Regions from separate parts of the Homo sapiens genome. Here regions 2, 3, 4, 5 and 6 are each linked to region 1. A link is a loop called in an ENCODE intact Hi-C map of the cell type or tissue named here. Cell type or tissue: mammary epithelial cell. All regions are shown on one strand. Region 1 overlaps SLC35F3 (solute carrier family 35 member F3). Region 2 has its middle 68 kb from the start of MAP3K21. Region 3 overlaps SLC35F3 (solute carrier family 35 member F3). Region 4 overlaps SLC35F3 (solute carrier family 35 member F3). Region 5 holds the start of LOC124904553 (a long non-coding RNA gene). Region 6 overlaps SLC35F3 (solute carrier family 35 member F3).

What was found. A loop is a pair of places that touch in the nucleus more often than their neighbours do. Peaks named below come from ENCODE experiments on the same cell type or tissue, not always from the same donor. Only the 100,000 strongest peaks of a DNase experiment are listed, where the experiment ranks them.
Region 2: a loop joins it to region 1, with 15 times the contacts of the local background. A loop is called at or near these places in 7 of 110 quality-filtered maps.
Region 3: a loop joins it to region 1, with 14 times the contacts of the local background. A loop is called at or near these places in 63 of 110 quality-filtered maps.
Region 4: a loop joins it to region 1, with 10 times the contacts of the local background. A loop is called at or near these places in 66 of 110 quality-filtered maps.
Region 5: it touches region 1 in a loop (6-fold over the local background); 25 of 110 quality-filtered maps call a loop at or near these places.
Region 6: a loop joins it to region 1, with 11 times the contacts of the local background. A loop is called at or near these places in 66 of 110 quality-filtered maps.

Annotation. Positions count from the first base shown.
Region 1 is chr1:234,307,032-234,312,031 of GRCh38, reverse strand. SLC35F3 (solute carrier family 35 member F3) reads right to left here. Exons shown (of 8, transcript NM_173508.4): 4 at 2,712-2,931. Among named protein-coding and RNA genes, the nearest start is that of MIR4671, 3.1 kb to the right of the region's middle. In mammary epithelial cell, a CTCF peak has its summit at 1,892 (motif pointing right); DNase peaks (open chromatin) are centred at 421 and 1,801; H3K27ac peaks cover 1,195 bases.
Region 2 is chr1:233,392,977-233,397,976 of GRCh38, reverse strand. No RefSeq gene overlaps it. Among named protein-coding and RNA genes, the nearest start is that of MAP3K21, 68 kb to the right of the region's middle. In mammary epithelial cell, a CTCF peak has its summit at 2,929 (motif pointing left); no DNase peak of the experiment used is centred here.
Region 3 is chr1:234,152,108-234,157,107 of GRCh38, reverse strand. All of the region lies in intron 2 of SLC35F3 (solute carrier family 35 member F3), which reads right to left. Among named protein-coding and RNA genes, the nearest start is that of SLC35F3-AS1, 120 kb to the left of the region's middle. RefSeq lists an enhancer at 3,188-3,689. In mammary epithelial cell, a CTCF peak has its summit at 2,253 (motif pointing left); a DNase peak (open chromatin) is centred at 2,237.
Region 4 is chr1:234,123,034-234,128,033 of GRCh38, reverse strand. The region is part of intron 2 of SLC35F3 (solute carrier family 35 member F3); the gene reads right to left. Among named protein-coding and RNA genes, the nearest start is that of SLC35F3-AS1, 150 kb to the left of the region's middle. In mammary epithelial cell, a CTCF peak has its summit at 2,563; a DNase peak (open chromatin) is centred at 2,533.
Region 5 is chr1:234,212,294-234,217,293 of GRCh38, reverse strand. All of the region lies in intron 2 of SLC35F3 (solute carrier family 35 member F3), which reads right to left. It overlaps LOC124904553 (a long non-coding RNA gene), which reads left to right and starts at 2,212. Exons shown (of 2, transcript XR_007066948.1): 1 at 2,212-2,426; 2 at 3,183-4,577. RefSeq lists an enhancer at 898-987 and silencers at 2,497-2,616, 2,667-2,766, 2,867-2,966. In mammary epithelial cell, a CTCF peak has its summit at 4,380 (motif pointing left); DNase peaks (open chromatin) are centred at 1,933, 2,183, 3,093 and 4,353; H3K4me3 peaks cover 1,379 bases; H3K27ac peaks cover 1,830 bases.
Region 6 is chr1:234,111,660-234,116,659 of GRCh38, reverse strand. The region is part of intron 2 of SLC35F3 (solute carrier family 35 member F3); the gene reads right to left. Among named protein-coding and RNA genes, the nearest start is that of SLC35F3-AS1, 160 kb to the left of the region's middle. In mammary epithelial cell, CTCF peaks have their summits at 1,893 (motif pointing left) and 4,978; DNase peaks (open chromatin) are centred at 1,569 and 1,809; H3K4me3 peaks cover 231 bases; H3K27ac peaks cover 916 bases.

The sequences.
Region 1 (5,000 bases):
ATAAGAATAATGCCATGGAGAAAAGATACCATTTGTTGAGTTTTATGTGTGAGGCATGCATCATCTTATTCTCACAACTGTTTTCTAAGATGAGTAGTAATATTCTCTCCATTTAACAGAGGCTCAGAGACATTTACTAGTCTGCTCAAGGTCCAAACAGCTTATAACAATGGAGCCAAGATCTGTGACCTCGTCACTTGACTCTAGCCTAGGACATCTCCATCGCTGAGCTAGAACCCTGACCTGGAGAACCAGGGAACGTACAGAAAGCACACCTAAGCAGAGAGTCAGATGGCGACACAAGGAGCCACCTTGGCTCCTTCCAAACAGACACTCCAATGGCTTCTCACCCTCTCATACCATACGTGGCCAGGAATCTCCCCAGCATGATAAGACACGTTTGCTTCCTTTTGGATCTGCGCACATGACTTCGACCTATTGATGTTTTCCAGGAACCATGGCCCTTGTGGTTTGAATAATTGCCTTAATAACAAAAGTCTCCTTAGCAGCCAATTCCACAAACATAAGGCTGTGCCTTCAACATGGATTTTTATGTCTGCTTGACTCTCAAGCTCATATGCTCAGCCCTCCAGGATGGAGAACTATGTTAATTCTTTTCAGTCTTTGGAAATTACCTAATGGACAGTGCCAGCCAACCCAGGTCTGAGTGAAGTCTGAGCGGTCCCATGCACCAGTTAGATATTATCTTGGAACTAAATCTCCATCTGTTTATCAAGGAGAATCTCTCAGTCCCTTTGGCACATGGCAGTGTCTCATGATGGATTTTGCTAGCTCTCTGAACTCCTGAAGAAGAGAAGAGGGAGTTCCAACACAACCTGTGGGAGGAAGCTCTTAGATGACTGGTCATGCACTTCGGAGAGGAATAATGATTATTAGAGAGACTCATAACTGCACAGTGCTTTGCAAATTACAAAATGCCATCAATGCCATCACCGACACTGGCTCCTGGGATCTTCATTCAGTGTCAGTCTAGTACCAAAGGCCTTCAACACAAAACTTTGCTCAGTACACAGTGATCAGCAACAGACCAAACCAATCAAGTGGCCACCATGGCCGGAATGTGCCATATTCTGAGGATGACTCTTGGGTGGGGGGTTGGAGGGGTCTTATCCATGCATAGCAGTAAAGATCTAGAAGCATCATGTTGCTTTCTATGAATTTAGGAGTATTTTTCAAGTTTTTCACACCTCCTTCTCTTAACCTCAAAAAAAATGGGTTTCTTCTGCTAGATGCAGAATTAACCTTGAAGCTTCTCTTCCCAGGAACAGGGTCTCATTTGGAATTTTCTAGGGACATCTGAGTCATGCCAAAAATTTCCATAAATTCTCCTGGCTCTTTACATCAAAATAAAGTCAGGAAGGACATGGGTGGGTGGCAGGGGGGCCCAGGACATTCAGATCTTCAGCATCGAGTCAGGCAGCCTGCTGGGTGGCTCACTGTGAGAAGTATCTGCATTTCTTGCAGAGATGCATCAGATCATTTATTTGCTGAAAGCTTTTCTGGTGGCACAGAGAGTGAGTTTTTATTCCAAAATTAACATTAAGCCTCAAAACAAATTTTCCCCCTACTGCGAGCTAAAAATATAACTCAGAAGTTGACTCACGTCCCCACTGCTGTTTGGGTAACTTAGGTGGGTGTGAATGCACCATTAGGGTGATGTCATTGTTCCCAGGACAATGAGGGAAGGACGGAAGTAGAGGGCCCTGCACTGGTGGCCAGCAGGGTTTACTTTCATGGGACTGCCCCTCAAACCGGCTCTTAGCTTTGTGGCTGAAGGGGAAAGCTGTACACTAACTACAGGAGAACTAGCGGCCTGGCTAAATGCTCTCGGCGCTGGTTTGTAGCAAGGTGATGACGGGGCAGTGACAGCTCCTGGCCACAAGAGGGAGCCAGTCAGAAGTCTCTAGGGTTCTGCCCTGTGCTTTGAAACTTCACCTGTTTCTTTTATTCGGGGGAATCTCTCTGTATTTCAGCTGATATTTGATAGTGCACGTGTCCTATTTCATACAGTTGTTATGAAATCCGACGAGCTAACTTTGACTAGCTTCTAATGTAATTGACTGGGTCTCGGTTGTAAAATGAGAGGTAATTCAAGGGATATAATTTCACTCCCCCTTCGTCATTGGTTAGAAGGAAGTGAAGCTGGCCCTTCACAGTTGGGACTTAGCATGAGTGTGTCTGGCCAACTCTGGCTGTGTACACAAGGCCCAGGCAAAGGGCCAAGACTGCATGCACGCATGGATGCCGAAGGATCCTTTGGGTTTCACGCACATCCTCACCCGAGAGTGGCAGTGTTAGCAGAAAGCTCCAGGCTGCAGGGCACGGTCATGCCACGCCCTACAGCCGGGAAAGCCGCCCATGAGAGACGGGGTGAGCACGCAGAGAGCGGAGCACATCGCCATTCCCAGGCTGGGTCCCCGACTGGCACACACTTTAGGGAATGCTTGTTGAAATGCTTGAAATGAAAGGTGCTTTAATGAATGCTTGTCTAGTATGGTTTGCAAGCAAGAAGGTTGGCAAGGCACACCAAGAACCGGGCCCTCTGCTGGGCTCATTTTCTGCTGCAAATCAGAAGGAAAGTGGTCAGCAGCTTATGCTCATGGTCCAGCACATGGAGCTAAGCAAGCCGATGGGCAGGTTTTGGTTGACATGACTGAGTGAGGGAGGAAGACAGATAATAAGGAACTTACCCTCACTCCCATGAATCTGTCCCTGAGAACGATCCATGAGAGCAAGAACACAAAAGCTTTGTTGCAGCAGAACAACACGGAGACATCCGTAGTGTTTATTTTCTTTATTGCATGTAAGTACAGGTAGTTTGTGAGTGTCCAAAGAACACCAAAGGGTGCTGCCTTGGTAAAAAACACCTTCAAAGTCAAGCCATTGTCTCCAAAAAATCGACAGCATTCCCTAAAACAAGGAAAGAGAGGCATCGTTATTATTTTCCTGGGTTCAGACAGACCATTTATTTCCTATAGCAAGTTTTTTTTTTTTTAAGCAAATATAGGAAGGGGCAGGGTTTTAAAATTTATTATTTTTAATAAACATCTTTCTATTAAAGCCCTTCAACCTATTGCTTTAGTCCACTGAAACAAATGTTGCACAGTGATCTAATGTCACAGATTCTTCCTTCTGTTCATGTTAAGCTTGGAATTTATGGTTCTATACAGAAGGTAATGTTGGTGTGTTATCTGACCCGAAGGCCTAATTCTATGGTGATTGACTGAGGGATTCTGTCACTTGCTGAGTAAGAGAAGGGGGTCACTAAACCTTTTTTGGGGTGGGGGTTGTGGGAGAAGGACGGTAATGGAGGAGGATGGATACTCTGGGGGTGGGGGTTGTGGGAGAAGGACGGTAATGGAGGAGGATGGATACTCTGGGGGTGGGGGTTGTGGGAGAAGGACGGTAATGGAGGAGGATGGATACTCTGGGGAAGACAGGGTGTCTAATCTTTTGGCTTTTCTGGGTCACATTAGAAAAAGAATTGTCTTAGGCCACATACAAACTACACTAACACTAACGATAGCTGATGAGCTACAAAAAGAAATCGCAAAAAAAAAAATCTCATAATGTTTTAAGAAAGTTTACAAATTTGTGTTGGGCCTCATTCAAAGCCAGCCTGGACCACATGTGGCCTGTGGGACGGGGGTTGGACAAGCTTGCTCTAAGAGAACACATTGAAACATAGTTTTAAAAAATGTTGCCCTCAGTTGGAATTATCTTTGTGATCAGGCAGGGGCAGTCACTTCTTGGGTATATCTAATACATTTTGGCTATGATACAAATAGTGTTAACTCGTGACCTATTTTCTCCCTGAGGCCATTTTTAGGGTACCTATTCCACCATGTGGAAGCCCCACTTCTCTAAGACACTATCTAGCACAGGAAGAATAAGCAGATCCAAAAGTTCAGAGTCTAACGCGGGAATGAGATGAGGAAACATCTGTAGAAGAAAGTCTTTTGATGCCGTTCTAGAGTCTAGGGGGAAGGATCACAGATAGTTCAAAAAATCTTTAAGAAAATTAAAGCCAGTCTTCTACATGCAGAAGAAGGAAGTAGAGGAGGCCGTGGGGAGCTCGGGTGTGGAGAAAGGCCACTGAGAAGGCTTGGTTGACAGCTGCCTCTTTCCTTGACTGTTGGGGAGTGAAGATCATTGCTGGGTTGGGCCCGATGAGCTAGGCAAGGAGATGGACAAGTGAGGAGGCACTGCTTCATGGAAGTCCCTGTCCAGGCTCATGGACATGGTGCTGCACTGCCACAGCTGGGGATGGCCTGCCAGCCAGGAAGGGAGTCAGCCTGCTAGTGATCTAGAAATAGACTCAGTCCCAAATGAACTGCCACGAGAACAAAAGAAAAGACATCTCTAGAATAAACCAAATGCACTAGGTTGGGGGAATAGCTCTGGTCTGTGCCACTTAATATTAAAATGCAGAGAAAAAGGAGGAAAATTAAAAACAAGAGTCAAAGGGGATTGGGTAAGATTTTAAATTTAATTTTACTGTCTAGTCTTCCTATCAATCTAGAAGGAAATCTGTCTTTGTTCATGACTCAACTATGGGATGTCCATAGCAGGAACAGGAAAACTCCTTAGAGAAAGGCATGAGAGCCTGGGATATTGAGAGAGGAGAAACACACTTACCGTTTTGTGGAGTCTGGTGCAGTTTGGCCACCTCTCTCTGTACACAGAGTCCTATGTTGCTTCTGAACAAACCGGGGCCAGGTAAAACATTCACTTCACTAAATTTATCATGAAACCGATTCAACTGAATTGATTCCATTTTGGCTTTATATAGCTGCAACCCTCATCTAACTGAGAGGCTGATATTTCTGTTTGCCATGTAATTTTCATACAATATTCCAGCTACATTTTCTATGGGGTTTTCCCAAGCCCCTGTTTGCAGAACAGTCTGTTCCCCCAGGGGCAGTGACCGTGAATGATGGCTTCCTTTATGTTTGTGATTATGGTGGCTACAAAGTGAT
Region 2 (5,000 bases), 910 kb after region 1:
CAAAGTCAGGAGATTGAGACCATCCTGGCTAACACAGTGAAACCCCCTCTCTACTAAAAATACAAAAAGATTAGCCGGGCGTGGTGGTGGGCACCTGTAGTCCCAGCTGCTGAGGAGGCTGAGGCAGGAGAATGGCGTGAACCCGGGAGGCAGAGCTTGCAGTGAGCCGAGATCCCGCCACTGCACTCCAGCCTGGGCGACAGAGCGAGACTCCTTTTCAAAAAAAAATAAAAATAAAAGGTAGTTTATGTAACCTCATTTCCTCTCAATTTTTTATTTATTTATTTTGGAGGGAGTGTGTGCTCATGGATCTTTAATATGTGATATTGGTCCCAGGAAAGTGAGTATCCTCAGGCATAATAACCATGTATAAAGCCAATACCTGTCTTTACCTTAAAAGAAGAATTGTGTTGTTTTGCATTACTGTTAATAATTATGAAATTCTGCATGACATATAACGGAATCAAAAGAACTGACGCACTGTCAGACCTGGATCAGTAAGACATGGGGTGTTGGGATGGAAAACAGTGATGCCACCAATTCACACATCCTTGGACACCAAATGTAACAGGCCTTGTTATAACACTGGACACGCTTTATAAAGAACCTTCAGGGCCAGGTGCAGTGGCTCACGCCTGTAACCCCAGCACTTTCGGAGGCCGAGGCGGGAAGATCACCAGGTCAAGAGATCGAGACCAGCCTGGCTAACATGATGAAACCCCGTCTCTACTAAAAATACAAAAATTAGTTGGTGTGGTGGTGCACACCTGTAGTCCCAGCTACTCGGGAGGCTGAGACAGGAGAATCTCTTGAACCCAGGAGGTGGAGGCTGCAGTGAGCTGAGATCTTTCCACTGCACTCCAGCCTGGTGACAGAGTGAGACTCTGTCTCAAAAAAAGAAAAAAGAGAGAAAAAAAGAAACTTCAGAAGGAAAGGAACTATACCCGCCCAGAACATTTCAGGATGATTTGTAATAATTAAAAGCACCAAAGAGAATCGTAAATGCAGTGATGTGAAACAAGCAAATTGAGGGAGATTTCTACCATTATCTCACATATATTTTTATGATGCACAAGACAGATTGCCATCTTTAAACTACATAAAATATTAATGCATTCTTTAATTTTGTTAGTCTTCTGTTAGTGAGAAAAATTTCCATATTCTGTAAGCAGGAGATGATGACCAGAGGCGAAGGAGACTTGTTGTCTAAGGAGTCCCTTCTCCACCCTCTGTCATTTTAAGTGCTATCCTCCTTTGAAAGTGAATCATTTTGGTAAGCTAAATAATCTTGATATTGGGGTGTGAGTGTATGTGAGTGTATGTGTATGAGTATTTATGTGTTGTGTATACTGGGTGTGTATAAGTGTGTTATAAGTTTGTGTATTGTATGTGTTTACGTATACATTGTGCATATAAGTGTGTATTATGTGTGTGTTTGTGTTTACGTGTGTTATGACTGTGTTGTGTGTATAAGTGTGCATTGTGAGTGTGTTCTGTGTGTTTTCATGGTGTGTGCATAAGTGTGTGTATAGGTGTGTGTTATGTATATGTGTTATGGATATTATGCATTGTGTGTGTCTTTTGTGTGTTTGTGTGGTGTGTATGTGTGTGTGATATCTAGAGTGATAAAATTGTATCTCCTGGGTCCTTGTCAGTAACCAGTTTTTGGCTGTGCCTATAGATGTGAAGTAGGGGTATCTCTTGCTGGGAGGTGAAGCCGGCTGGGCTTCTGGGTCGGGTGGGGACTTGGAGAACTTTTCTGTCTAGCTAAAGGACTATAAACACACCAATCAGTGCTCTGTGTCTCACTAAAGGTTTGTAAATGCACCAATCAGCACTCTGTAAAAACGCACCAATCAGCACTCTGTGTCTAGCTAAAGATTTGTAAACACACCTGTCAGCACGCTGTAAAAACGGACCAATCAGCAGGACGTGGGCGGGGCCAAATAAGGGAATAAAAGCTGGCCACTAGAGCCAGCACCGGCAACCCGCTCGGGTTCTCTTCCATGCTGTGGAAGCTTCGTTCTTTCACTCTTCATAGTAAATCTCGCTGCTGCTCACTGTTTGGGTCCGCACTACCTTTATGAGCTGTAACACTCACTGTGAAGGTCTACAGCTTCACTTCTCAAGTCAGCGAGATCACGAACCCTCTGGGAGGAAGAAACAACTCCAGAGGCGGCACCTTTAAGAGCTGCAACACTCACTGCGAAGGTCTGCGGCTTCATTCCTGAAGTGAGCGAGACCATGAACCCACCAGAAGGAGGAAACTCCGGGCACATCTGAACATCTGAAGGAACAAACTCCGGACACACCATCTTTAAGAAGTGTAACACTCACCGCGAGGGCCTGCGGCTTCGTTCTTGAAGTCAGAGAGACCAAGAACCCACCGGAAGGAACTAATTCCAGACACATTGCCACTGAGTAAATAGCGTGTTGAGAGTGTGTGTTGTGTGCTCCCAGTGTCCAGTATAAGACACAGCCTGTGACCAGTTTTCATTTATAAAATGACTATTAGAGGACATTTCTTAAGCAGGTACTATTTTTAGATGGGTTGTTGAGTGCAGCAGGGAAGTCCGCTTTCATCCTCTGTCTGAGGGTGATGGGCCACCTACTACTTGAAACATTTTGGTTCACTTCCACCTAGGCTGAATTTGGAGATCTAACCTAGCTGGGAAACTCCTTCCCTACTCAGAACAGATGTACAGAAAAGATACGTTTATAAACACCTCCCTGTTGTTTCTGTGTAAATATTACTGAAAAACCACTTCCTTTGCTCCCCTCATCTTTCCAGTATCTTTCTAAATCACTTCCACTGTTATTATGCTCTTTTCTTCTAAGGCTATAAATTCGGCTGCAATTCAAATAATCCACTGTGTTGGGCTTCCTTGTCTGTGAAGTAATATGAATGGAGTGCCATCTAGTGATCAGAAAGAAGACAGCAGAAACCCAGCCCAAAGGGTTCCACAGGAGTCTTTCATGTTTGCAAACAGATATGTTGAGTTTGGGTGATAAAGAGATGGGAGGAACAATTATTACCAAATTCACGAAATCATGTTTGCCGTTCTATAAATGCCTACCTGTTTCAGAGAAAAAGACTTGGCTATTTGAAAAATTCAATACCTGTTAAGCAATAAGACCTACACATTTTTCCAGTTTTTACACAACCATGGGTCACTATGGCTCACATGATCAAATGTAAGTAAAAAAACTTATTGGTCTTTTGACAGAATCTTTTTTTCAAACAAATAACATTTTCCTATAGATTTATGCAATACATTTAAATTTGTATTTTCTGTAGAAAACATTTCTTAATAGAATACACTAAAACTTTTTGGAGAGGGTATATTAGAATATGTTCTGGCTTTTTGACATTTAGAGTGATAAAATTGTAACTCCTGGGTCCTTGTCAGTAGTCCAGATTTTGGCTATTTTTATAGATGTGACATAGCAGTATCTCTTGCTACTAAGCAACTACTGCCAGGCTAGACTAACACCAGGAGGGACATGACATTGCTGACAGAGATCCTGCAGCCATCTGTAGGCAGCAGATGGGGTGGGGCAAGGTGGCCACTGAGGCCTGGAAAATTAATCACTATGTCTGAGGTCAAATGATGATCAAATAAAATATTGGTTCTCTGACCTATAGTTTTGGGGAATGGGGAATTTTAAATATGGTGTGTGCAGTATGCTCGCTCTCTCTGTACACTTGAGAAAAGAACAGGAAGGAGAAAAAGTAAGGAGTGATAGCATGATCTAAATCATGGTGTCATATTTCTGGATTGACATTGCCCCCTTGGGATTTTGTAGGTAGGTGGAGCTCCATAGGGCTGCTGCTTTTAATAAACCCGATGCACACCTAGCTTCTCTTCCCACTTCCACTTAGCGGGGACATTAAGTGCTGATAGCTCCAGGGAGTGGCATAATTCTTAGATAATATTAGCCCAAAAATTTTTGCTATGAATTAAGAAAAGTATTTGAGAAGTTTGATGTGATCTTCACTGCTTTCTACTTTCTGAGTCTTTCTTACCCACAAGTTATCATTCCTCTTTGCATCTCCTCTGGTTCTTTTTACTCTTTCCAAAAGAGCTTTCCTCAGTGTTTTTCTCTTTACATTCTTTCCCTGAGCTATTTAACATCTTCAACGATCACCAAAATTCCGATGACTCCAGAATCTCTGTCCAAGTCCGACTTCTGTCTCAAATTCCAGCTCCACCTGGAATTTGCTCGTTGGATACCTGTAACTTTTTCCACCATTCAGAACTGCAGACGTTGCCTGTCCAAAACCGAGCACCAATCTCCTCATGTTTCCTTTCCTGTGGGTGGCCCAGAATCTCCCAGCTGACTCAGCATTCTGCCCTAATGAACCTCTTGTTCTTTGCTTTCCACAGCCAGTTGTGCTGTTTGGAGATTGAGCGGTTCCTCTCACATACCCCAGTCCTCTTTATTCTTGCTAGAAAAGCTGATTAAAAAAAAAATCTTTTCCTCAATGGCTCCAGTTTTCCCTTCTCAGATCTACTTGACATACTAAATATATGGCACTCTGTTATGGGCTGCGTTGTTTTTTATGGACTAAGTTTTGTACCCCTCAAATTTATCTGTTGAAGTTCTAATTCCCAGCCCCTCAGAATGGGACTGTATTTGGAGATAGGGCCTTTACAGAGGCGATAAGGAAAAATGAGGTCATATGGGTGGGCTGATATGACTTCATTTTACCTTAATTACCTCATAAGAGTAAATGTAGACACAGACACATAGAGAGGGAAAACTATATTAGGACACAGTACAAGACAGGGAGAAAGGCCTCAGGAGAAACCAGCTCTGCAGACACCTTGATCTTGTTGATCTTGGATCTCTCACCTCCAGACTGCCTTCGGACTCTATCTGCAACAGCAGCTCTTCTCTGGGTCTGCAGCCTACTGCCCTGCCCTGCACAATTCACACTTGCCAGGCTCCACAAACATGTGAGCTAATTTCTCTCCTTCTTTGTTTTCTTCCTTTCT
Region 3 (5,000 bases), 150 kb after region 1:
CAATTCATCCACTTAAAGTGCACACTTCAACGGTTTTTGGCATAATTATGGAGTTGTACCATCACCACCGTAATAAATTTTATAACATTTTTATCATCTCCTCCCAAAATCTCTGTACCCGTTAGCATTCACTCTCTATTTCCCACCCTCCTCAACCCTAGGCAACTACTAATCTACTTGCTGTCTCTCTGCGCTTACCTAATCTGGACACCTCATTTAAATGGTGTTATACAACATGTGCCCTTTTGTGACAGACTTCTTTCACTTATCATCATATTTTCAAGGTTCATTCATGTTGTATCATGTATCGGTACTTCATTTCTTTTTATTACTTAATAAAAAGTATGGATATATCACATTTTGTTTATTTATTCATCAGTTAATGGAGATCTGGGGTATTTCTACTTTTTGGCTATGATGAATAATGCTGCTCTGAACACTCCTATACAAGATTGTTTTGTGGGTATATGTTTTCATTTCTCTTGAATATACACCTAAGGCCCTTAGAGTTCTCTAAGTTAAACTTTTTTCTAAGTAACTGTAGCTTTTTGAGGAACTGCTCAACTGTTTCCCAAAGTGTCTTTACCGTTTTCCGTTTCCATCAGCAATGCATGACAGTTACGACTCCTCATCCTCACCAACATTATCTGTCTTTTAATCCTGAACGTTTTTGTGCACCATATCGCATACTCGATGATCGCTTTTGGGTACATTTCTCGAAGTGGTACTGCGGGGTTACAGTGTGTGCACTTTACAAAGGCTTCAGCCGTATCGCGGAATTATCTTCCAGAGAGGTCGTACCAATTTGTAATTGCGCCAATAATGTATGATTTTCAACTTTACCACATTCTCCCAGACTCCGAGTATTACTGTTCTTTTTAATCTTTTCCAATCCAATGTGGAAAAAATTATCACCTTTGTTCTATTTCTTGACATTGTTAATTTTTTTTATCCATGACATTGTTAACTTGAAATATGTTTAATGTGTTCATTGGTGGTTCTTTGTCTTATTTTTGAAACCTTTTCATATATTAAAAGTATAAACTTTTGATTTGTATATGTTATAGATAATTTTTCCAATTTGTTGTTTACCTTTTAATTTTCTTTTTGGTATTCCTCACCAAATAGAAGTTCAAGTTTTTAGACAGATATATTTATCAGTATATTTTTAATGGCTTCAACATTTGGTATCATGTTTAGAAAAGTCTTACTGACCAAAAGAATATATAAATATGGAACATATTTTCTTATAGTAATTGAATATTATTTTTTACATTTAAAAATTACTCCACCCTATTGGTTTTTGTTTTTGGGGTTTTTTTTTTGGTATATTGTGTGAAGTAGAGTTCTAACTCTCCTATCTTTGAATAATCCATCCTTTCCCCAATAATTTTTCAGGCAATTGTTAGCATTCATTTAATTCTTATATGTCATTAGATCCCTTACTTTCTATTCCTTTCCATTAAACTGTGTATATTTAGGTAGTAACATTATTTTAACAATATTTTAATTGTTCTGGTTTAATATAGGTATTCTAAAATCTTTTAAGGCACGCCTGTAGTCCCAGCTACTTGGGAAACTGAGGCAGGAGAATCGCTTCAACCCGGGAGTCAGAAGTTGCAGTGAGCCAAGATTGTGCCACTGTACTGCAGCCTGGGCAAAACAGTAAGACTTTGTCTCTCAAAAATAATAATAATAATAATAATAATAATCAGGTGAATAGCAGTTTTCACTTAGAAGGACATGGAAGTTTATCAACATCCTTTAAAAGAAGGGGCTAAGAAACCAGTCCCAGTAGAAACCTTTATTAGACAATCTGTCCCAAAGTAATATTTCTCTCTCAAATAAAATTGTCTTAAAACAATGAAACAAAGCAGATAAATCAATTCTCCCCCTATGTAATCAGCCCTCTGTATCCACGAGTTTGCATACACAGATTCAACCAACTACGGATTGAAAATATTTGAACAAAAAAGAAAAATAACAATAAATAATAATAGAAGTAAAAAATACAGCATAACAACTATTAACATAGCATTTACATTGTGTTAGGTATTATAAGTAATTTAGAGATGGTTTCAGGTATATGGAGGATGTGCATAGGTTATATACAAATAACACATCATTTTGCCTAAGAGACTTGAGCATCCTGGAATTTTGGTATCTCTGGGAGTCCTGGAGTCAAATCGCCCCCGGATATAGATGGATGATTTACATACTTGCTTATCTCTCCCCCTGGTGGATTTCTTTTGTCATTACATCAGGCAGGAGCCTCTAAATTCTGGATCAAGGAGGGCTCTTGGGTAGGCCTGAAGGAGGCTGGAGTAAAACCTTTAGAAATACTAACTACTAAAAAGATTATGGTGGCATCCCATGCCTACATTATTAACATTTGCTGATCAAAAGTAAATGTAAGGAATTCTGACACGTATTTGATTTTTAAAATTTTAGTTATGATAACTATTTAAACTATTGGGGGAAGGAGAATGCCAGACATCAAATTTGTGCTCCCCTGCCTGACCCCTGTGGCCTCTGATAACTTCCCGGCTCCCTGGTATTATAAGAGATCCCAGGCTCATCTTACACATTTCCGGCTTAGACTTGGAAGCAACTGTTTCTCCAAGAAGGGTTGGTTTCTATTAGTGGGTGAGGAATGCTCACTGCTACTGGATTGGCAGTTGAACTAAGAAATATTTGTATGCCAATAGATAGATGGACACATACATAAAATATTTTATGAGTTCATATTGAGATTTCCAATTCAATTCCAAGACATTAGGGTGTGTGCTTAACTTCCCCCATTACATCTGAGCTCCTTTCCTGTGCCCTGTGAATGTGAGTTTTCTTTTCTTTTTTTGAGACAGGGTCTCACTCTATCGCTCCGGCTGGAGTGCTGTGGCGTAATCACAGCTCACTGCAGCTTCTACTTCCTGAGCTCATTTGTCACTTTCTGCTTTACTTCTCCCACCTCAGCCTCCTAAGTAGCTGGGACTACAGGCATATACCACCCCACCCAGCTAGTTTTTTGTTTTTTGTTTTTTTTTTTGAGACGGAGTCTCGCTCTGTTGCCCAGGCTGGAGTGCAGTGGTGTGATCTCGGCTCACTGCAAGCTCCGTCTCCTGGGTTCACGCCTTCTCCTGCCTCAGCCTCCCGAGTACCTGGGACTACAGGCGCCTGCCGCCATGCCCGGCTAATTTTTTGTATTTTTAGTAGAGACGGGGTTAGCCAGCATGGTCTCGATCTCCTGACCTCGTGATCCGCCCGCCTCAGCCTCCCAAAGTGCTGGGATTACAGGCGTGAGCCACTGCGTCCGGCCCCCACCCAGCTAGTTTTTGTATTTTTAGTGGAGATGGGGTTTTGCCATGTTGCCCATGGCTGGTATCAAACTCCTAGGCTCAAGTGATCTGCCCACCTCTGCCTCCCAAAATCCTGGGATTACAGGTGTGAGCCATTGTGCCCAGCCAGAATGTGAGTTTTCAAAGACACCAGGAAAACAACTAAAATACAGTATATCATAATTGCTCATTTGTTTTATGTTACTCAACAGCCTCTGAATAACACCCCTAATACTACCACCTACATGATAACTGAAAGCATTAACATATTTTGGTATGTGCTTTCCTTGTTCTTCCCCCATTTGTATTTTATTTTATTATTATTTGTAGAGATGAGAGTCTCGCTATGTTGCCCAGGCTGGTCTTGAACTCCTGGCCTCAAACAGTCCTCCCAACTTGGCCTCCCTAAGTGCTGGAATTATAGGCATGAGCCACCTGTTCCTCCATTTTTATCACTGGGCTGTATCTATATTGTGAGAGCACAGATACACTATACTGTCTGAGCCTGCCCCACTTACTGTAATGCTCCACACCAGTTCTTACTATTAGGGTCTCTCTAGTCATGTGATTGTCTGAAGCTTGGTTTCCAGAAGATTCTTTAGGAAGTGTTCATGAGAACAATATTCCTTGAGTTTTTGCATGTTGATAAGAGTGGATGTCCTTTAGACTTGATATAAAATCCTAGGATGACACTTCCTTTACTTGAGCAGGTTAAACAGACTCTTCTCAAAAGAAGACCAACAAACATGAAATTTTATGTTGCCAACATACATATGAAAAAAAGTTCATCATCACTGGTCATTAGAGAAATGCAAATCAAAGCCACAATGAGACACCATCTCACGCCAGTTAGAGTGGGGATCATTAAAAAGTCAGGAAGCAACAGATGCTGGAGAGGATGTGGATAAATAGAAACGCTTTTACATTGTTGGTGGGAGTATAAATTAGTTCAACTATTGTGGAAGACAGTGTGGCGATTTTTCAAGGATCTAGAACCAGAAATACCATTTTACCCAGCAATCCCATTACTGGGTATATACCCAAAGGATTATAAATCATTCTACTATAAAGACACATGCACACGTATATTTATTGCAGCACTGTTCACAATAGCAAAGACTTGGAACCAACCCAAATGCCCATCAATGATAGAATGGATAAAGAAAATGTGGCATATATACACCACGGAATACTATGCAATCATAAAAAAGGATGAGTTCATGTCCTTTGCAGGGACATGGATGAAGCTGGAAACCATCATTCTCAGCAAGCTAACACAGGAACAGAAAACCAAACACTGCATGTTCTCACTCATAGGTGGGAGGTGAACAATGAGAACACATGGACACAGGGAGGGGAACACCGGGGCCTGTCAGTGGATGGGAGGCTAGGGGAGAGATAGCATTAGGAGAAATACCTAACGTAGATGACGGGTTAATGAGTGCAGCAAACCACCATGGCACGTGTATTCCTATGTAACAAACCTGCACGTTCTGCACATGTATCCCAGAATTTAAAGTATAATAATAATAATAATAATAATAACAATAATAATAATAATGTTACTCCATTTTCTTTTAGCACTGCTGTCAAAAAATTGATTATCTTTTTTCTTTCATTTAAAAAAATCATATACACTTTTTTTTCCTATGTGTCAAATAAATT
Region 4 (5,000 bases), 180 kb after region 1:
CTCTGAGTCCTCTCCCTGGGCTCCCAACCCAATGTCAGGTCCTCAGCGTGTGTCCTTGTCCTCTGGAGGGAGCAATGGACAGATAATTTTCAATACACATTGGAGATCACCAGGTATTGGTGATTCATGTCATGTGCATATGTTCATATATATCTGTCTGACCTTTAAACAATACTACTTTGACTCTTCTAGTGCATTCCTAGGCAACACATAATCTTCCCCAATTTATGCTAAAGGGGAACATTATCATGCTTATAAATCTATTCTAATGTAAACTCGTGTTTAATTTATTTCCTTCAAAGAAAATCTCATCATATTTTTAATACTCAGCTTTTATTATGGTAATACTTGCATATTGAAATACCTTAGTTATCATCTCCCAAAGGAGGCTTTTAAATCAGTCTATTATGACATTCTCTTACATTAAAAAAACACTCCTTGTTCTACAATTTCTATTTTACCTAGAGCCAGGAACATCTGCCCCTTGAGCTGCATCGAATGACAGCATTATTTAGCTGGCTTGAATCACACCCAGGAGATGGCTTTCTATACAAAAGGATCTCACCCATGCAGCAGTTCCTGGCAGCACACGATGTAAGAGGCATTGAACTTGATGCCCCCAACTCGAAGGGAGGGGGTACATGTCTATTTCATCAAAATAGGTGCAATGACATGATAGAGACATTTACATAAGATGAGATAAAATAATGAATGCAAGAGTACTTCATAAGCCCTGAAGAGTTATGCAAATATAAAACCTGGTTATTAAATAGCTGTGAATCACAGACAGTTATTAAAGATTGGTAAGTGAGCACAGAAAAATTGATTATTCCAGTCAGGGGCATTGAGTATTCAATTAGGTATCATAAAGGACCTTAAAAGATGAGTAGGCAGCAATAAAAAGGAATAAACTACTGATACACACGAAATGGATGATTCTCCAGGGAATTATGCTGAGAGAAGAAAGCCAAGCCTAGAAAGTTGCATGTTGTAGGATTTTACTTATATAGCATTTCTGAAATGAAACATCAAAGAAGGCTTGGGTGGGGTGGCTCATGCCTGTAATCCCAGTGCTTTGGGAGGCAGAGGTAGGAGGATTGCTTGAGGTCAAGAGTTTGAGACCAGCTTAAGCAACATAGTGAGACCCCATCTCTACACAAAAATTAAAAAATTAGCCCAGCACGGTAGTGCGTGCCTGTAGTCCCAGCTATTTGGGAGGCTGAGATGGGAAGATAGCTTGAGCCCAGGAGTTCAAGGCTGCAGTGAGCTATGATTGTGCTTCTGTACTCCACTCCAGCCTGGGTGACAGAGCAAGACTCTGTATCAAAAAAGAAGAAAGAAAGAAAGAAAAGAAAACATTATAGAAATGGAGAGCACATTGGTGGCTTCCAGCGGTTGGAGAAGCAGGTGATGTGGTAGGAAGAAGATGGGTGCACTTATGAAAGGGCAAGAGGGAGCCTGCGGTCATGGACCTGTGTGGTCTTGACTGTAGTGATGGATACATAAACCTACATAGGTAATAAAATCATGTAGAACTAAATACACACACACACACATGTAAAACAGGGGCAGATCAGTGGATTGTATCAATGTCGATATCCTGGTTGTCACATGGTACTACAGTTTTGCAAGATGTTACCATTGGTGGAAACTGGGTAACGGTAACTGAGATCTCTCTGTATTACCTCTTACAACAACATATGAATTTACAACTATTTCAATTAAAACTTTAGCTAAAACAAAAGATGAGTAGGGCTTTAATAGGTAGAGATGAGCTGGATTTGGCTGGTGGGGAGAGGAGAAGGCTTCAAGGGGGACGGAGTGGCTTGGGTAGAGAGAGATGCGTGAATCTGAAAGATGCAGTTAGAAAATAGTCCCAGCAACAGAAAACAATAGTTCCTATTTATTGAGCATAAAGAATGGACATAAACTTTTTCACACAGCCAGTCATTTACTACCATCACAACTCATGAACTGGGTACTATTAAAATCCCCATTCACCAGGGACTTGAATGTCTTTAGAGTCAACAGTGTGACCCTAGAGCGGCGGAGCTCCTTGCTCAGGATTGCAGAGCTAGTGCGCGGAAGCACAGAACTGCAGAGACTGTTCTTCATCACACACTGCACGGCTCCCGGCCCAGCAGCGCTAAGTGGTTCTGAGTCACTAGGGAACGAGGGGTCCGAGGGTTGTGGTGCAAGATGAAAATGGAGAGGCAGGTATATGCCGGAGCTGAGAAGGCGGGGAGTGCCGTGCCAAATAATTTTGACTATAATATGTGAACAATGCAGAGGATGAAAAATTTCTCTGAAGTGTCACCGTGATCAGAGAGATGTTCTTTAGGAAAATAACTTTGTTGGCATTCTAGAAGGGGGATTGAGAAACAGAGACTGGGTTAGGGACAGGGCAGTCAGCACAAGCCCGGACCGGTCAGGAGCTGGGAACAGCTGGAGGAACGTGTGGACTGTCTGGCTGCTCAAACATTAGCTGGCCCTGCCTGGGGTGGGCTATACCTCCCGGCCTCACTGACAGCAGGTGCAGCCATGGACTTAGAGCGCCTCCTGGGGGAGGAGTATACTTGAGTACGTGAACTCAAGAGCAGCCACGTGATTTGCTTTGGACATTGAAATGTGACAGGGGATGATCCGTCAGCCCGGGTCCTGGATGTAGCGCAGGGAGGAAGCCCATTCAAAATGGACATGGAGCTTAAGTGAGAAACAAGCTTATGTTGTTGTTAATTGTTGAGATTCGGGGGTCGTTTGTTATATCAGCGTGAACTGGGCAATTTGGCTGATACAAGCAGGATAATTTGGGGTAGCAAGAAGGGACGTGAGTGACTGGCTCAGGTGTGAGGCTCTAAACTGAGCAGTGTTGGTCTCATCACTTGACACTGTGTCCTAGATATGAGGCGGGATAGGATGGTGACACAAAGGAGCCACACTGGATTATTTTCTGAGACATTCCCCTATTCAAATTTCAGTAGAATAAGCTATAAAACACAATGCCTAGAATCTGGCACAAGGCACTGCCACCTTGAAGATCACCAGATGATCACTTACAAACCAAAAGAAAGCTGAGAAAGGACAAGTGTGTGCAATGCATGCATGGACACATGCGTGTACACATAGACACAGAGTCTCCATCACCAGAATTGTGAATCTTGGAATTCACAATTTCTCTCTTGTTTTTAAAGAGATGGAGTCTTTCTCTGTTGCTCATAGCTCCCTGAAACCTCAAACTACTAGGCTCAAGTGATCCTCCCACCTCAGCTTCCTGAGTAGCTGGGGCTACAGGTATGCAGTACCATGCTCGGATAATTTTTTAATTTTTTCGTAGAGATGGGGTCTTGCTATGTTGCTCAGGCTGATCCTGAACTCCTGGCCTCAAGTAACGCTCCCACCGCAGCCTCCCAAAGCACTGGGATTACAGGCATGAGCCACTGTGCCCAGCTGGAATTCAGTTTCTTTAGCTTCATTCTTTCCCTAGAATTCTCCCTCATCTCTGTTTTCCTTGTCTCTGTTTTCAGTACATATATGGTGCTAAATGATAATAATTTATTTCAGCCCCTAGGGGAAGAAAATGATCTTGGGTTGGTGGAGGAAGAGGAAGAAGAAAGTCAGACTTGACAGTTTCTCCCTAAATCTTCTCTATTCACCTTTGAAAATGTATAAATGTGAGCTGTGGGTGAAGCTTAGTGGGAATACCGATTAGAAGGCATTTGATGAATAATTGTGAATTCTGAGTCTTGGACAAAATGTTCTCCTTTACTGTCCCACTTAACAGGACCGAGTTACCTAGAAGGCGTTTGGGAACTGGCTAGGAGAGCACTGCTCTTTGGGTGGTTTCTTGCTCATTGACACTACATCATTCGTCTCTGGCTGGTATCCAGTAAGAGTTCAGAGTTGTTGGTAAAATGAACACTGAAGACTCTCAGTGGGAAAGCTCCATGTCCTCTACGATATCATATCTTTGCTTCTGGCTCTGTTTCCTGTGACATCATCAAACTCACAGATGGCTGCCTTCAGAGAGTGTGTCTGAGATATCAACCTCACAGGAGTGAGCATTATGGGGACTGAGCTGGTTGCTTGGCTAACTCAAATCACCAAGGCGAGTAAATGAATAACTGTCTCTTCCAGAACAAATGCTGTCTTAAATCACAGCTGTTAAAACTACTCACCAGGGCCCTTTGTCCCCAGAGCTGCAGGCCTGAAGATGGGCTTTTAGATTCTTTTCTTACATCAGCTTGATTTTTAAAAATTCCTCTTCACAGATAAAGGGAATATCATTGCAAGAAGTGTTGGATTAGAAATCAATGCTCAGCTGGGCATGGTGGCTGATACCTGTAATCCCAGCACTTTGGGAGGCTGAGGCAGGCAGTTGTCTTGAGCCCAGGAGTTCAAGAATAGCCTGGGCAACATAGCGAAACCCTGTCTCTACTAAAAATACAAAAAAAAAAAAATTAACCAGGCATGGTGGCACACGCCTGTAGTCCCAGCTACTCGGGAGACTGAAGTGGGAGGATCACTTAAGCCTGAAAGGTCGAGGCTGCAGTGAGCTATGATTACACCACTGTACTCCAGCCTGAGCGATAGAGTAAGATTGTGTCTCAAAAAACAAAACAAAACAAAACATGCTTAACACTGGTTATGGCCCCAGATGCACAATACTATTTGTGCTACCTTGCACTATAAAAATGCTTAAACAAATTTACAAGAGAAAAACAACCCCATCAAAAAGTGGGCAAAGGATATTAACAGACACTTCTCAAAAGAAGACATTTATGTGGCCAACAAACATGAAAAAAAGCTCATCATCACTGATCATTAGAGAAATGCAAATCCAAACCACAATGAGATACCCTCTCACTCCAGTCAGAATGGTGATTATTAAAAAATCAAGAAACAATAGATGCTGGAGAGGCTGTGGAGAAAGAGAAACACTTTTATACTGTTGGTGGGAGTACAAATTAGTTCAACCACTGTGGAAGAGAGTGTGGCAATTC
Region 5 (5,000 bases), 95 kb after region 1:
GAAGTCATCTTGCCCATCTTCCTGTGTTTGAGTTTAACCAAGCTTTGCCTTTTCTATTTTGGTTTTATATGTACCACATGCTGGTGCCTTCTTGCCTCCCCTTAGATGACACACTCTGCAAGCTAATAAATATTCCTCGCTGGCTGCATTCCCTCCCTGTAGCCTGTCTGCCATCCATACAGAAACACCCACAGCATGGGGACCACCTTGCCCTGTGCATTCAAGTTAAAATGAAATGATTCAACACTTCCAAAACCAGCACATAAGATGCAAATGGTTTCCAAAAAATAGACCAAAAGCCAAACTGAATAAAAACACCAAGGAAAAAAACTAGGCAGAGAGAAAGAGCTATATGTGAGCCAGGCATACCAAGAGCAGGTTTTATGAGGCCCCGAGGGGCAGAATTTTGCATGGGATACTTGTAGGTATCCCACGAAAAATGCAACTGGGGGCTTGCCAGGCATTTTCAGCTACCTCTACCTTATTGCATCTCCTCACAGCCTGCTGAAGTAGGTTGTTCCTTCTCTTTTACGTTTGCGGAAACTGAGGCTGTGTTCGTGATTTACACAAATCCAACTGGAAAAGGGGCAGGGCCCAGTCTTGATCCTCAATCTCACCATTTCTTAGTTCACTATACATTTCCGTTATCCACAGGCATTTATGAGGAAATGCTAGTTCCAAAGCCAAGCCCGTGGCGAGGCAGCTGCTGGCGTTAGCAGGTGCAGGAGACTCAAAGCTCTTTTGGCAGCAGCCCTAAGGGACTTTTTGGGGGGTTGGTGGTTAGTGGGAGATAATTTTCACTTTCATTCCCTGAAGGCAACCTCCAGGCTTGGCCATAGGGAAGTACCTGTGCCTCGCATGCCACTCACTGCCTCCTGCAGCACCTCTGAGGCCACAGCACCCAGTTCAGGTAGCCCCACCATCCGCGTCCTGCCCCACTTCCAGTGCAGTTCGAACCTGTCCTGCCTAAGGTGGGCTGGGAGTTTCCCAGGGAGACCCCCTGCTGCTGGAGAGCAGAACCAATCTGTCCTACTAGGAGGTAGGAGTGGGCAGCTTCCCATGAGGACCCTATGAGTGAGCAGACACTCACTCCCTGCTTCCCTCAGAGAAATAAATGGCCAATCCTTCCCTCCCCAATTCACACATGCATGTGGGCAATGTCTGGGTAGGCTTAGAAATACAAACACCCCTGGAAGAGGTAGCACTTGCACTAAACTCAGGTGTAGATGGCTGATATCAAGTCATTCCTGAGGTTGGGATGGAGGAGAGAAGAAGACAGCCACAAGAAGGAAAAAAACCCAACCTCCTAAAGATAGAAAATGTTGAGAAATAGGTAAGTAGTTGCAGTTCAGTGCAAACTGATGTTCTGGAAAAAATGCTTGAGCTTTGGATCGGACAGCCCAGGATTCCATTCCTGCTTCACCACCTACCAACTGTGGGTCTAGGACACGTTAACCCACCTTGCTGGGCCTCACAGTGCTCCTCAGTAGGATGGGGATCACAGTACTAGGGCAGCTGCAGGCAGGCCTGTGTGGACAGCTAAGCTTGGGATATACAATTACCAAGCCAGCCTCTGTCTTGTCCTCGCTGGTTCTGAGATTCATTGTAATAAACAAGAAGTCACGAGTGGGAAGCAGGGTCAACAGTAGCCTAGAGAAGTCCAGGCTTCCTGGGAAGGGCAGAAGCCAGGCTCTGTCGGAGCCCATGGCTGCCCCTCATTCACCGCTGATGCTCATGGGCTCTGTTAGCTCAGCACAAGCAAAAGCCTAGAGGGGAGCTCCTGGGACCCAGGGGATGGTCTGTCTGCCTCACCTGGCCAAGGTGGCTTGCTCCTGGCAGAGGGAGTTAGTCATTCCACCTCTGCCTCCTGGGAGGAGGAGTTAAGAACTGGGACTGGCCCTCTGCCCCCCTTCTCCATTGGAAAGCAAGGCCCCTTAGGCCAGCAGAAGCCAGCTGTGTCTGAGGAAGCTCTCCTCGGTGGGCTGCTTCTTCCCCTGTCCTCTCGCTCACATTTCCTGGGTGGGAGCAGTTCCAGGCAGAAAGGACAACACGGGGAGGAGGACACCTTCTGGGGGCCTCTCACAGCCCTTCCAATCCCTCTCCAGGGCCTGGGAAAGAGCCTGTTTACAGACTGGTGCTGGCTCTTCCCTCACCTGTGCGCCCCGCCCATTCCCAAAGAGCAGGGCAGTCAGTTGGCTGGTGGCCGGAAAGGCTTCGGAACACGCAGGACAGACGTCTCCTTAGCCCGCTGCAGCCCTCTCCCGCCTCTACCAACTGCGGGCAGCACCTTTGGTCGGCCTGGGGGTGAGGCACAGAGCTCCACACCCAGGCAACTCAAGTGTGTGTGTGGTAAGGGGACACTGGGAGCGGCTGGACGACCCCCTCCTGCCGAACAGACAAGAGCCCCAGGACAAACTGGGATGGAGGTGAGGGTGCAGCTGCTGCCAGATGCGCTGGGTGCTGCCCAGGAAGGAGAGGGTTGGGGAGCCGGGTGCTCACTCGCCGCAGCAGCTCACTCCTGCTCGCCAGGGAGCTCAGGGCAGCCCCTGAAGCTGCCAGATCCCCCCACGCAGGCGGCGGCGCTCTGCACTGCGGAGCCGCGTCCTGGGGGAGCAGTACCCCCAGCCCCGGCGCCCCGCAGCCAGACAGCCCCCCTCAGGGTGGCAGCATTCCCCGGCTAGGGTGCAGGGACCCCCGGGGCGAGGCGGCCGCGCATTACCTTCCACTTTGGTAAGGGTCAGGACCGGACTGTTGCAGGCGCTGAGCGGGGCCACCCGGGCCGAGTGCTTCTTCATGATGAGCCGGCCGCCTGCAGGAGCGCTGCCGCCGATCGCCTACATCCTGGGGCCGGCTGGAGCGCGTCTCTCCCGGGCCCGTGGCCGACGCGGCCCTCTGCCGCCGGGGAGCACCAGCGGCTCGCCCCTCTCAGTCCCGGCCTCCCCGGCTGCCCGCCGGGCTCCGGTTGCCGCGTTGCTCACTGCGGCGGCCGCCCTGCAGCGCACATCCTCCCCGGCCGCGCAGCCACTCCACACACACGCGCGCACAGCCTCCTACTTGGAGGTTGCTGCAAACTCCAACGTCACGTACAAGTGCACTCCCTGCTCCCACCCCGCAGCTCACCTGCTCCGCCCTCCTCCCCGGGACGCCCAGCCCCGCAGCCCTCATCCCTGTCTTCCTCCCAGCCAGGTCCTGACTGCAGCCTCTGGCCACCACCTCTCTGAGAAGCCCTTTAAAAGGACCAGCGCCTGCGGAGGGGAGACCCTGAGAACTTAAGCCTCAGCGTTGCACAAGTTTAAAAAGGGAAGTGCTTGACTTTGGATTGAGAGTTGACTCTTCAGTGTGCGGAAGTCCTGAATTATTTCACAGGGAGAGTTAGAAAAAGCAAAGCTTCCCAAGGCTGCCATTCACTTCTTGAGTCTAGAGGCACATTATCTTGTCTGGCCCCGTGGACAGCTATTTTTTTGCGGGGTGGAGTGGGGGGTGGTTCAAACACCACAGAAGCAAAACAGCCACAAGAAAACAAAGGCTTGAAGAGATTTCTGCTCCCACCCCACCGCCTCAGTCTGGAGATCCAAACTCACCTCGGTAGCAGGAAAGCTCCTTTTCTGCCCAGCTCCCAGGTTCTTGCTTCAGCTGCAGATCTGACATTTGCCTCTGCAGGCACCAGCTTCACTGCTGGCACTCAGACACAGCTGTAAGCTACTGGCCGATGGTGCTCATTAAAAAGCTATGACATATACCTATTGCATCACTTGCCAGCACAATCCCTGAGTGACCACTGAGTCCGGAGGGGCATTTATCCCATGACAGTGCATCATCAGAGGTGCCCTGCTATCATCCCTGCAGGTAGGACACACAGGGCTCATGCAGCCCCAGAACTCCCAGGGCCTTGTGTTCATCTCCTTTACAGATGCCCAGCCATCAGTGTGGGTCCCAGCCTCAAGGATCAGTTGAGATTCAAGGTGGGTTTTGTTATTATTGTTGGTTAGATCTTTGCCCAGAATTTCAGAACCTTCAATGCTACCTGGTTTCCTGTCTCAAAGTTAAAACTTCATTGTATTATGTCATTCAAGTCCCCACAAGGGTAGCTCTGTGGAGTGGTACAGGGGAGAGTGAAACTCAAGCAATAGGGTTTCCTAGCTCAGCACCTACCAGATGTTTCTGGTGACATCCACCTGCAACCCCCAGCTCTCTGGCAGAAGTGGCTCCTAGGAGTTGCTCTTGTTGGATTCTTATTAATTGCCCTCTTGAACAGCTGTAATGAATGGAATGGCTCTGATCTCCAAAAGGCCAGGGCTTCTCAGGGTTGCTTCCTCACCACTACAGCCAAGGAAAAGGTATATAGGGTCCCTGCAGAGCCCTCTAGTGGTACCCCTCCACATTATACGCCTCTTACAGGAAACGTTCCAAGACTCCTAGTGATGACACTACAATAAGCCAATAAGCCACTTCCTTCTTTGGAATAAGCTTACAGCAAAAGAATTACATGTTGTATATTAAAGAGGATCTTTTTACTACAAAATAATACTTCTATGTGTTTCATCAAGTTCATCAATAAAATTTATTATATATAGTAACTAAAACAAATATCACATAATAATTGCACACGTTTTTAAGCACATGCTATGTATTATTTATGTTAACTGTTTTACATAAATAATTTCATTTCCTACTCTCAAAAGCTCTGTAAGATTGTTGTTATCTCGTTTCATAGATGGGGAAACTGAGGCTGAGAGGATAATGTCGCAGGTCACAGACTGAGTAACTGGCCAAGCGGGGATTTAAATCCAAGTGTGAACTATTCAAAAGCCTGAACTTATAACCAGTACGTTATTCTCTTACATGTTGGAGAGATAAAATGCAAAAATTCCTCATAGCTATTCCAAGTCAGCTGAGAGATACGTGTCAAGTTTGAATGTGGTTTTGATATATGATACATGACTTCACCGTGCCTGAGCATCTGTACACTCCTGGGGAAACTGGTTTATACTTGTGCTGAT
Region 6 (5,000 bases), 200 kb after region 1:
TGTGTCTGTAATCTCAGCTACTTGGGAGGCTGAGGCAGGAGAATTGCTTGAACCTGGGAGACGGAGGTTGCAGTGAGCTGAGATTGCGCCATTGCACTCCAGCCTGGGCAACAGAGCAAAACGCTGTCTCAAAATAAATAAATAAATAAATAAAAACAAAAATAATGGGGGGTGGGAGGGAGGGTGGCTCTACTGCTAAATTTGGGACAATGTGAGCACCAAAATAAATAATGATAATAACATAGCCCTGTGGTCTTGTGACTTAATAAGAAATATTTATTTGGTCTTTTCCCCTGACTGAGTCTTGGCACACAGCTTCTAAAGCCCTTGAATTTCCTGAGCTGTAAGGGCCATAGGTGCATCTTTTGTTCTAATATTTGGTCTCTTTGACCCCAGTTCCTGACACAGAGCTCATAAATCTTTTGGAAGGAATTGCTTTCCCTTTTGCTCCTAAGCAGATAGCTACAGACCGAGGCCAGATGTCTCCACAGGTAGCTACTTTATATTGACTTTATGTAAAGTGCAGATTTACTAAGCATGAGACAAATACATAATTGACTATTCCTTTATGCCCTCCTTTCACATATGAAATGTGGATTTGGTGAACGCTGATCAAAGACTTGAAAGAATGCAACTGCTTGCCCCTTTTATCTACCATCTCCCCCTTTTCTTTCTTCCTCTTTCCCCTACTGCTCACCCTTTCCCCTTAATTATTGACGTTCCCAGACCCTTTTTGTCAAAAGCTCGGATCACAGATTGTTCCTGCAGGTTTCTGTTGCTTTTTCCCAGGTGCATCTTCAACCCTGGCAAAATTAACCTCAAAACTGATTGAGATAAGTCTCAGATACTTTTTGGTTTACAATGGTTATGTAATAAAATGCCCTTGATTTTATAAAATACACACTGAGATATTTCGAGGTGAAGGAAAAGGAGCATTATACCCATGGCTTGTTCTCAAATGGTTCAGAAGACAGAATAAAGCAAATGTTAACATTTGAGAATCCAAGTGGATATGGAAATTCTTTTACTATTTTTGCAACTTTTCTCTAAGTCTGAAATTATTTCAAAATAAAAAGTTGAACATGTTAAGTGGGGATAGTGAGTAGATCTTAGGTTTACTTTATTCCTAAGCATTTGGATTCCAAGAGTGGGTGGTCCTAAGCCCAGAGAAGAGGCCAAAAGGGAAGCTGAGGGTAGACAAGGCAGTGGAATGTTCCTGGGGAAATGCTTTGGGTTGGCAAAGCATTGGTCCTCAGAGCAGCCCATTATGTAAGTGCATACAAGGGAAGGACCAGAGGACAAAGGACACAAATTAAAACCACAGATTCCAAAGCACCACAAGTCCACGCATAGGCAGATGTGTGGGCAGCCAGGAGTAAAAGGGGCAGCAATATTAAAGAGTAAAAGGTGTCGATGAGTACTTGGAAAGTGAATTATGAGGTCCCTCAAAAGGCAGAGAAAGCTTGCACATCCAGCTTCTTCCAGGAGATTCTTAGACACTTCCTTACTGGGGCAGAAACCTACCTGAACACTTTGGCAGCCACAAGCAAGTACAGGCAAGATGAATGCGCTTCCTTGGAGGAACAGAAACCCAAAACACTAGAGGCAGAGCCAGAAGACCTCATCATATTGACCCGTTTTATTTTATAGACCATATGGATACCTTTCTACCATATTTTAATATCAACTCAATACCCGGTCCCCTTTAAAGCTGTCTCTTTATAAACAATGACAGCCACAACAAACAAACAAAAAACCCACCAACATGTGGCAAAATGCACGCCGCATCTCAAATGCACGCCGCATCTCAAGATGACCCGTTTCCAAATACTGTTTTGAAATAAAGGAAGCCATGCTTAAATTATACTCCTTTAGCGCCATCTTGTGTCTGCACAATGAAAAACGCCTCTTTCCAACTCTTCCCCAAATGTCCAAGAAAGGGAAATCCCTCCTCATTCCAACCTAAAATTTTCCTAGGTTTAAAATTTCTTCTTCTGAGCTAAAATTACTCTTAAAAACACATTAAAAGAATTAAATCTCAATTCTCAGCAAACAAAGACATTCTTTTCAAAGTTAAGTGTACATGAACACAAGTGGAGAATAGCAAAAACAGATTAGTCTTGATTCACAAATCCCTTAACTATCTCACGGTATTCTGCAATTCTCCCTTCAAACTAATAGTACTCCATTAAAATAGAACCTTTCATAAATATGTCAGTTTATAATTAAAAACAAATCAGCCATATTGGAAATGTAGTTTTATCTTCTTTCCTTTACTCACATTTGAAGGACCAAACAAGCAATCTTTTAAAAACAGCAATAACAACAAAAACTCAAGAATTAGGAGCTTTTCATAACAATTTCAGTGCACATTTTTCAAATTTGTTTTCCTTTCCCAAACTTAAGCAAAAACTCATTATCTTCTCATCAGCAATAAATACCATGATATAAATTTCCAAAGAACAGCAGAAATCTATTAATGGCATGCAGTGGTGTGCTGGAGCCAACTCATACTGGCTCATAAGACTATCGTGTGTATCTCCTTCCAAACACAGTCTGTGATGTCACACTGGTAGTTTGAAACCAGCCATAGTGGGAGCACTTACCCTGCGGAACTGGCAAATGCTGCAAATCAGGGTCCCTCTTGCCCCAGTCTCCTCCTGGAGAGCCGATTGTTAAACTCTTACCAGCACACATTGCATAAGGGAGGCAAGAGAACACTTGTATCCGAGTCTTTGCACTTTGCTGAGAAATCTCTTACGTGTCACCAAAACCTTTTCTTATTTTTTTATTTTGGAGATGGCGTTCTGCTCTTGCTGCCCAGGCTGGAGTGCAATGGCACGATCTCGGCTTGCTGCAACCTCCACCTCCCGGGTTCAAGCAATTCTCCTGCCTCAGCCTCCCGAGTAGCTGGGATTACAGACGCATGCCATCATGCCTGGCTAATTTTTGTATTTTTAGTGGAGACGGGTTTCATCATGTTGGTCAGGCTGGTCTTGAACTCCTGATCTCAGGTGATCTGCCCATCTCATCCTCCCAAAGTGCTGGGATTACAGGCGTGAGCCACCATGCTTGCCTACATGTCACCGAAATCTTAATGGTCATGAACTAAAGTCTATGAACACAAGAAAGACTTCATTTTAGGGCAGCCTATAATTAAACAATTTAATATCTTAAATCCCAATTATACCTTCCAACATTACATTTACATTTAGCAGCTTCTTCCTCCTCTAGCTTCTTTAAATTTCTCATAAATCAAGAGAAAATAAGTATTAGCCTGTAGTGAGTATGTTCAGAGCTTACTTTATGAAACAGTTTTCCTGGAATGCAAACAAAAAACAAATGCTTAAGGGATCTCCAGACAACTGCCAGGTTTCTCCTGGCTCCATCCTGATTCTTTTATGTCCCAGGTCTAAGGCCAAGGGCTTACTTTGATGATTATGGCAATTTAGTCTGTGGTTGGACGGAGAGGACAAATGTGGAAATTATCAGGGGCTCATAAGAGTGCTTTGATTATGTCAGAAACTTTAAGCACAGCACATATATTAATAGTTATTTCTTTTCTTTCTTTTCTTTTTCTTCTTCTTTTTTTAAAATGGGGATGAGGTTTTGCTCTTTTGCCCAGGCTGGTCTCGAACTCCTGGGCTCATTGGTCTCAAACTACTGGGCTTGAGCGATCTTTTCACCTCAGCCTCCTGAGTAGCTGGGACTACAGGCATATGCCACCATGCCCAGCCTCAAGTAAAAGTTATTTCTGAAACCGGTCATTAAGAATGTGAATTATAGGCCGGGCACGGTGGCTCACGCCTGTAATCCCAGCACTTTGGGAGGCCGAGGAGGGTGGATCATGAGGTCAGGAGATCGAGACCTTCCTGGCTAACAGGTGAAACCCTGTCTCTACTAAAAATGCAAAAAAAAAAAAAAAAAAAAAAAAAAATTAGCTGGGCATGGTGGCGGACGCCTGTAGTCCCAGCTACTCTGGAGGCTGAGGAAGGAGAATGGGGTGAACCCAGGAGGCGGAGCTTGCAGCGAGCCGAGATAGCGGCACTGCACTCCAGCCTGGGTGACAGAGTGAGACTCTGTCTCAAAAAAAAAAAAAAAAAGAGTGTGAATTATAAACTTCACAAAAGATTGGGTAAAATTTCCAAACACAATACAAGACAATAACTATTTGGGATTACTTTTGGAAATACGGGGTAGAAGATAAACTCTGATATGAGTCACATGAGAGAAAAGGACAGCAAGGTGTTCTGTGCATTGTTATAGGGAAAGTATGTGTCTAAGCACAGATTTTTTTGTTTTGTTTGTGACAGGTTCTCATTCCATCACCCATGCTGGAGTGCAGTGGTGTGATCCTGGCTCACTGCAGCCTCGAACTACTCCCAGGCTCAAGGAATCCTCCTACCTCAGCCTCCTGAGCAGCTGGGGTCACAGGCATGCACCACCATGCCTGGCTCCTTTATTTTCTTTTTTATTTTTATTTTTTTGTAAAGACGAAGTCTCACTGCCCAGGCTAGTCTTGAACTCCTGGGCTCAAGTGATCCTCCTGCCACTGCCTCCCAAAGTGCTGGGTTTACAGGCATGAGCCACTGCACCTGGTCTAAGCACTGAATTAACCAGCACAGCCATGGCAAGGATGAGAAAGATCTGAGGTTCTGCCGAAAGCATGGCCTGCATTTATCTCAGGCTGCTCCACTCGGAGGATGAGCTATTCTCAGGCGCTTGTCTCCCCCAGGATCCTGATGGGGACTACACAGGATACAGAAGGACAAGGCCAACCTCACCCTAAACATCTTGCTGTGTTCTGAAAGCCCCATCTCATTGTTTCTCCTATTTTTAAAAAAGTCTTCTTTTCTTTCCTTAGCATAATTCTCAGCTTTCTCCAGGCCTGAGCTCTGAGGCCGCTGTCCTGGGGAAGCTCTTCCTGTTGGCCTGGAATGTGGTACCCAGCAGCTTGGGACTGGATCGTCACTGCTGGCTGGAGTCAGCAGAGGGAGCAT